Regions from separate parts of the Homo sapiens genome. Here region 2 is linked to region 1. The links are chromatin loops, found by intact Hi-C in ENCODE. Cell type or tissue: PC-9. All regions are shown on one strand. Links, peaks and the distances in the headings refer to the core of each region. The heading gives the core; the rest is flanking DNA.

Evidence for each region. A loop is a pair of places that touch in the nucleus more often than their neighbours do. Peaks named below come from ENCODE experiments on the same cell type or tissue, not always from the same donor. Only the 100,000 strongest peaks of a DNase experiment are listed, where the experiment ranks them.
Region 2: it touches region 1 in a loop (6-fold over the local background); 3 of 110 quality-filtered maps call a loop at or near these places.

The regions. Positions count from the first base shown.
Region 1 is chr12:49,865,821-49,868,713 of GRCh38, reverse strand. It overlaps FAIM2 (Fas apoptotic inhibitory molecule 2), which reads left to right. Exons shown (of 12, transcript NM_012306.4): 12 at 1-1,818. Among named protein-coding and RNA genes, the nearest start is that of BCDIN3D, 24 kb to the right of the region's middle. In PC-9, for the core only: CTCF peaks have their summits at 1,204 and 1,404 (motif pointing left); DNase peaks (open chromatin) are centred at 963 and 1,413; H3K27ac peaks cover 925 bases.
Region 2 is chr12:50,166,024-50,168,916 of GRCh38, reverse strand. CERS5 (ceramide synthase 5) reads left to right here and starts at 1,548. Exons shown (of 10, transcript NM_147190.5): 1 at 1,548-1,816. The coding sequence starts at 1,620. RefSeq lists enhancers at 199-960, 1,012-1,171, 2,062-2,201 and silencers at 1,272-1,671, 1,772-1,921. In PC-9, for the core only: a CTCF peak has its summit at 1,515 (motif pointing right); a DNase peak (open chromatin) is centred at 1,356; H3K4me3 peaks cover 1,675 bases; H3K27ac peaks cover 368 bases.

The DNA.
Region 1 (2,893 bases), core at 1-2,500:
GGTGCTCAGAAAGGCTCGGTAATGAGTCCCAGGTCATACGGCTAGCGAGTGGCGGGCCTGGGGTTCAGACCCACAGCTGCCTCAAGCAAACAGGGTATCACGCTTGCCCCTGGGCCTGGGTGGGGGCCGGAATGAGACCACATGAGAGCGCAGAGAGGTGGGTGGTCAGGCCCTGATGTCCTGGGGATTTCTTGTCCTCAGTGCCACCCGGCCTCCCGTCTTTCCTGAAACCCCTCGCCAGATTTTGCACTCTGAGGTTTCTATCTTCCAGACAAGAGCTGGGAGGCAAGATTTCTGGTTTCTGGTTCCTAGCCTCACTGCCAGCGGGCTCCTGCTATTAGGTGAGGGTTTCTTGCTGTCTGGAATTCAGTTTTTCCATCTGCCACATGGAAGTTCATAGCCAGGATAGGGCGGGAGAGGCACCAGAACATTTCTCTCCACTGACTTTCTCACCCGGTTCCCACCCTCCTCCACCTCCTCTCCTCCGGGCCCCTCAGTTTCCTCTCCTCATCTCTGGCCTCAGTTCCAGAGGGTTAGCCCCAGCACCCCACTCTCCTGCCACTGTCAGATAGCCTTGGTCATGCTTCCTAGAATCTACTTGTCCAAGTTCTCCTCTCCCTGGGATAAGTTACTGCAGAAACTGGGGATTTAGAAGCTTATTCAGGGCTGAGTGCCAAAAGCTTGGGGGAGGAGGGACAGGTCCTCGGCAATAAACAGTGTCACACACGCATCACAGCCATTTGAGAAATGGCTTCTTTGCAGAGCTGGGGAAGCCGGGCAGAAGATGCCGCAGCCTCCTACTCTGGGTCCTGAGGGGGGGTGGCAGGTACCACAGTGTAGGCAGCAGGGTCAGGGCCAAAGTCTATGCGTTCCATCTCCAATCCAGGCAGTGAGGAATCCTGAAACACCAGGAGAGGCGTCAGAAGTAGGAAGGGCAGGGGAACAGGAATGCAAGATTAAGGAAACCGCAGCTGAGCAGGTGTCACAAGCTGTAAAGGAGGAAGGGAGTCTGCAGGCCCTTCACATTTTTGGCCTGGGTGGGGCTGGGCCCAGGAAGGGGTGGGCTGGATTTTGTAAAGCTGGAGGCAGCCAGGAATCTGACTGTCCGGAATGTGAGTTGAGGGGTCTCCCACTGAAGTCCTCTTCTGGAAGCTGCAGATGGGGGCCCGGGAGGCACACACGAGTCTGGGACTCATTCCCGGGCACACCTATGGCTCCTTCGGTATCACCTGGGGAAGCCCCGGAATCTTAGTTCTTCCATTCCCTACTCTTCCTTCCGAGGGAGTCAGGATGGGACAGACACCCATTTTCCAAAAGGCTCCTTGCCTCCTTCCCTGGCCCACCTGAAGCCAAGTCCCAGGTGTCCTGGCTGCTCTCCTGGGCGGGGTGGGATTTTTGCATAAGCACTTTGCTGCCCTCCAGTGGCTGCTTGAGGAAACGCAGGGCCTGGTTTGGGAGAGTCACCGAGGGCCCATGTGGCTGGAGGTTGGGGGCAGGATCTGGCCCGAGCTCTCCTCAGACCTCCCCAGACCTGTCTTCTCATCAGCCACCGCTGTTTTCTTTTGCCGAACGATGGTTGCATCTCTCGGACACAGTGTACCCCCTCCCAAGCCCTCCCTGAGCCGTTCTCCTGAGTCCCTGAGGGCAGACACAGCTCCAGGGACCCAGGCCAGCTGCCACACCCCCGACACTCCTGCTGTCCACTGGCCTTAGCTCCTGCAAGTTCCCCAGTGTCCGCACCTGTTCCCTTCCCTGACCTCACCTTCCTGGGGTCTGTGACTGACTGGAGATAAAAATAAAAGCAATTGTGACACCTGAGTTGTTTCCCTCGTCTGCCGTGTGCTGGTTGCCTCAGATGGTCGTGGAGTCTGTGTGGGTCAAACCCGGACCTGTGTGAGAGCCTTCTCACCAGAGCTGCTGAGTTTGAAGTAAATCTCCATGTTTATTTTCATGTGGACAGGGTTAAATTGGTTCTCCTGCTCAATAAACCCTTTACGGAGGCTCTCAGGATCCCGGAGTTAGAAGCAATCCCAGAGTCTCCTCCGGAACAGGGGCTCACCCCTTTCTGTGGAAGCCTGTCCGTTTGTGGGCCGTTCTGGTAGAAGGGTCTTTCTTATTTTGAGCCAAAATCTGCTTCCTAAAAGGTACACAGAAGGAAGGAATGCCTGGGTTGCATCTGGACAGATTGTCCAGAGCGGCAGCTTTAAAACCACAGAACCTTGGCTGGGCTCAGTGGCTCACGCCTGTAATCCCAGCACTTTAGGAGGCCGAGGTGGGTAGATCACCTGAGGTCAGGAGTTCGAGACCAGCCTGGCCAACATGGTGAAACCCTGTCTCTACTAAAAACACAAAAATTAGCTGGGCGTAGTGGCGCACACCTGTAATCCCAGCTACTCAAGAGACTGAGACGAGAATCGCTTGAACCCAGGAGGCGGAGGTTGCAGTGAGCCAAGCTTACACCACTTCACTCCAGCCTGGGCGACAGAGCAAGACTCCGTCTTAAAAAAAACAAAACAAAACAACAACCCTACAGAACCAAAGCTCCTTGAAGGCAGAGTTATGACGCACGGTCTCAGTAAACAACTTACTAGCGAATGGAGGAATGCATAGGTGAATGTGTCTACTCCAACCCTCTTATTTTACCTGAGAGGAAACTAAGGAGCAGAGGGTGCAGCGATTTGTCCAAGTTTACGCACAAATTAACGACTGGAAGTGGGGTCAGGAGGCGCATGGGTTAATGATCACCCCACAAGCTCCTGTGGGGAATGTGGGGCCAGGGCGCTGTGTGGGAGGGGAGGGAACGCCATCACACTGGAGCCATGGGGGACGTTATCCTTGTCTCTGACAAGGTTAGGACACAAATTCAGCTGGAGTAGGGAAAGTGGCTGGGGCA
Region 2 (2,893 bases), core at 394-2,893, 300 kb before region 1:
CCAGGCTGGAGTGTAGTGGCGCAATCTGGGCTCACTGCAAGCTCCGCCTCCCGGGTTCACGCCATTCTCCTGCCTGAGCCTCCCAAGTAGCTGGGACTACAGGCGCCCGCCACCATGCCTGGCTAATTTTTTGTATTTTAATAGAGATGGGGTTTCACCGTGTTAGCCAGGATGGTCTCGATCTCCTGACCTCATGATCCGCCCGCCTCGGCCTCCCAAAGTGTTGGGATTACAGGCGTGAGCCGCGCCCGGCCTTTTTTTGTTTGTTTTTGTTTTGAGACGCTCTGTTGCCTAGGCTGGAGGGCAATGGCGTGGTCTCGGCTCACTGTGATCTCCGCCTCAAGCAATTCTCCTGCCTCAGCCTCCCGAGTAGCTAGGATTACAGGCATGCACCACCACACCCGGGTAATTTTTGTATTTTTAGTAGGGACGGGGTTTCACCATGGCCAGCCTGGTCTCGAACTCCTTACCTCAGGTGATTCTTCCGCCTTGGCCTTCCAACGTGCTGGGATTACAGGCGTGAGCCACCACACCCGGCCTGCCTTTACGTATACTTTTTGAGTGCTTCCCTTTTCACTTTGTTTTTCTTCCATTTCCTTTTCCCCAAGAGAAGAATAAAAGGATTTTTGTAAACTTTTTTTATTTTTATTTTGGGACGGAGTCTTTGGTCTGTCGCCCAGGCTGGAGTGCAATGGCGCGATTTCGGCTCACTGCGACCTCCGCCTCCCAGGTTCAAGCGATTCTCCTGTCCCAGCTTTCCGAGTAGCTGGGATTACAGGCACAGCGCCACCAGGCCCAGCTAATTTTTGTATTTTTAGTAGAGACGGGGTTTTGCCATGTTGGCCAGGCTGGTCTCGAACTCCTGACCTCAGGTGATCCGCCAGCCTCGGCCTCTGAAAGTGCTGGGATTACAGGCGTGAGCCACCGCGCCCGGCCTTTTGTAAACTGTTAAGTCCATTTTTTCTGAGGAAAAGTGACTAATTTTTAAGGGATAAAGCAGTGAAAGTAGGCTGAGGTCACGGGGCACGAAGGGAAGAAAAGGTTGGGAGCGAAAAGAACTCTAGTGGCGGACAGTAGTGGGCAGGACCAGCTGACATCCAAGAGAAGCCCTGACCTGAGAGATCGATCTGGCCTCCGGGAGTGGAGACAGAGGTACCGCCTGGGTGGGAGCCGGAACGGATTCGATTCCAACAGGCTGAGAAAGGAGAATGTCCCCGTAAAGGAGCTAGGCCTGAAATAAGGGGTGTGGCCGTAGCTGGATGGAAGAGTGAGGGAGGAGTAGAAGCGTGGCCTAGACCAGCAGCAAAAGAGGGCGGGCCCAGGGCCGCCCGAGGCGTGGTCCCAGGGCCGGGCTGGGCGAGTCAGAGGCTCGGGAAGGGGCGTGGATCCCCGGAGGCGGTCCCCGGGTTGCAGTGAGGGAAGTGGGCCGGGAGGAGAGATGGGCGGTGAAGAGGCCCGGCCCTGCCAGGGAGGCGGGCGGATCCGTGGCAGTGACCAGAAGGGGCCGGAAGGGGGTGGCCGCCGGCCGGGCCCCGCCCTGGGGCCGCCTCCCCGCGGGTTCCGTTGGCTGTGGCGGCAGCTGACGCTTGTGGCGGCGGTGGCTTCGGGGTGGGCGTAAGATGGCGACAGCAGCGCAGGGACCCCTAAGCTTGCTGTGGGGCTGGCTGTGGAGCGAGCGCTTCTGGCTACCCGAGAACGTGAGCTGGGCTGATCTGGAGGGGCCGGCCGACGGCTACGGTTACCCCCGCGGCCGGCACATCCTCTCGGTGTTCCCGCTGGCGGCGGGCATCTTCTTCGTGAGGCTGCTCTTCGAGCGGTGAGAGCCCGGGAGCGAGCGGCTCGGGGGCCGGGCGCGGGCCGGGGGCGCCCCGCTGTGGGAAGGGCCGAGGGCCGGAAGCAGAACTGCAAGGAAAGCCCGGAAGCAGGGGCTGGGGGAGCTTGGGCCGCGGCGGGTGATGCTAGGCGCGTGGGCGAGGTGGTAGCCTAGATGGAGAAGGAGTTTGGGGCGTGGGCAAGAGAAAGAGTGAGGGTCTAGGGGAATGCTGGGCCCCTTCAATGTTAGATCCGGAGTTGGATTGGGGGGGTCATATAGGCCTCCTCCCAACCTCCAAGGGTCCTACAGATGAGGAAACAGGTTCAGTGTGAGCTCTGGCAGAGGCCCCGAAGAGAGGGATAGGAAGGGGCCAGGAGAACCAGAGCTAGTTGTGACCATGGAAGCCGAGGGGTCAACGCAAGGGCCAGACGTTCCAAGGGAAAGGAATGGACTCATCAGACTCTTAAGATTTGTTAGGACGCTTGAGTTTCCGAGAATTGGGGGGAACAGGATTAGTTTGGCCCTAAGAGTTGGTTTGGTATGTCAACTCATGCACGTTTGTTGGTAGGAGGGTAGAAATCTGGTTGGGATAGGGTGTGGTGGAGCCCTAGGCTTCCAAAGTAATGGAAAGATGTCAGATTAGTTGCAGAACAGGCCTTGGGGCCTGAAATGGAAGGAGGAGTGTGTTCGAAGGGATGGAGGAGAGCCACAGGGCTTTATCAGAGGACAGCTATATTGAGCCAGATTCTTTTTTCTTTTCTTTTTTTTTTTTTTTTTTTTGAGACAGAGTTTCGCTCTTGTTGCCCAGGCTGGCGTGCAATGGCACGATCTCGGCTTACCGCGACCTCCGCCTCCCCTGTTGAAGCGATTCTCCTGCCTCAGCCTCCCGAGTAGCTGGAATTACAGGCACGCGCCACCACGCCCGGCTACTTTTTGTATTTTTAGTAGAGACGGGGTTTCGCCATGTTGGCCAGGCTGGTCTGTAACTCCTGACCTCAAGTGATCCGCCCGCCTCTGCCTCCCAAAGTGCTGGGATTACAGGCGTGAGCCACCGCACCCGGCCTTGAGCCAGCTTCTAAA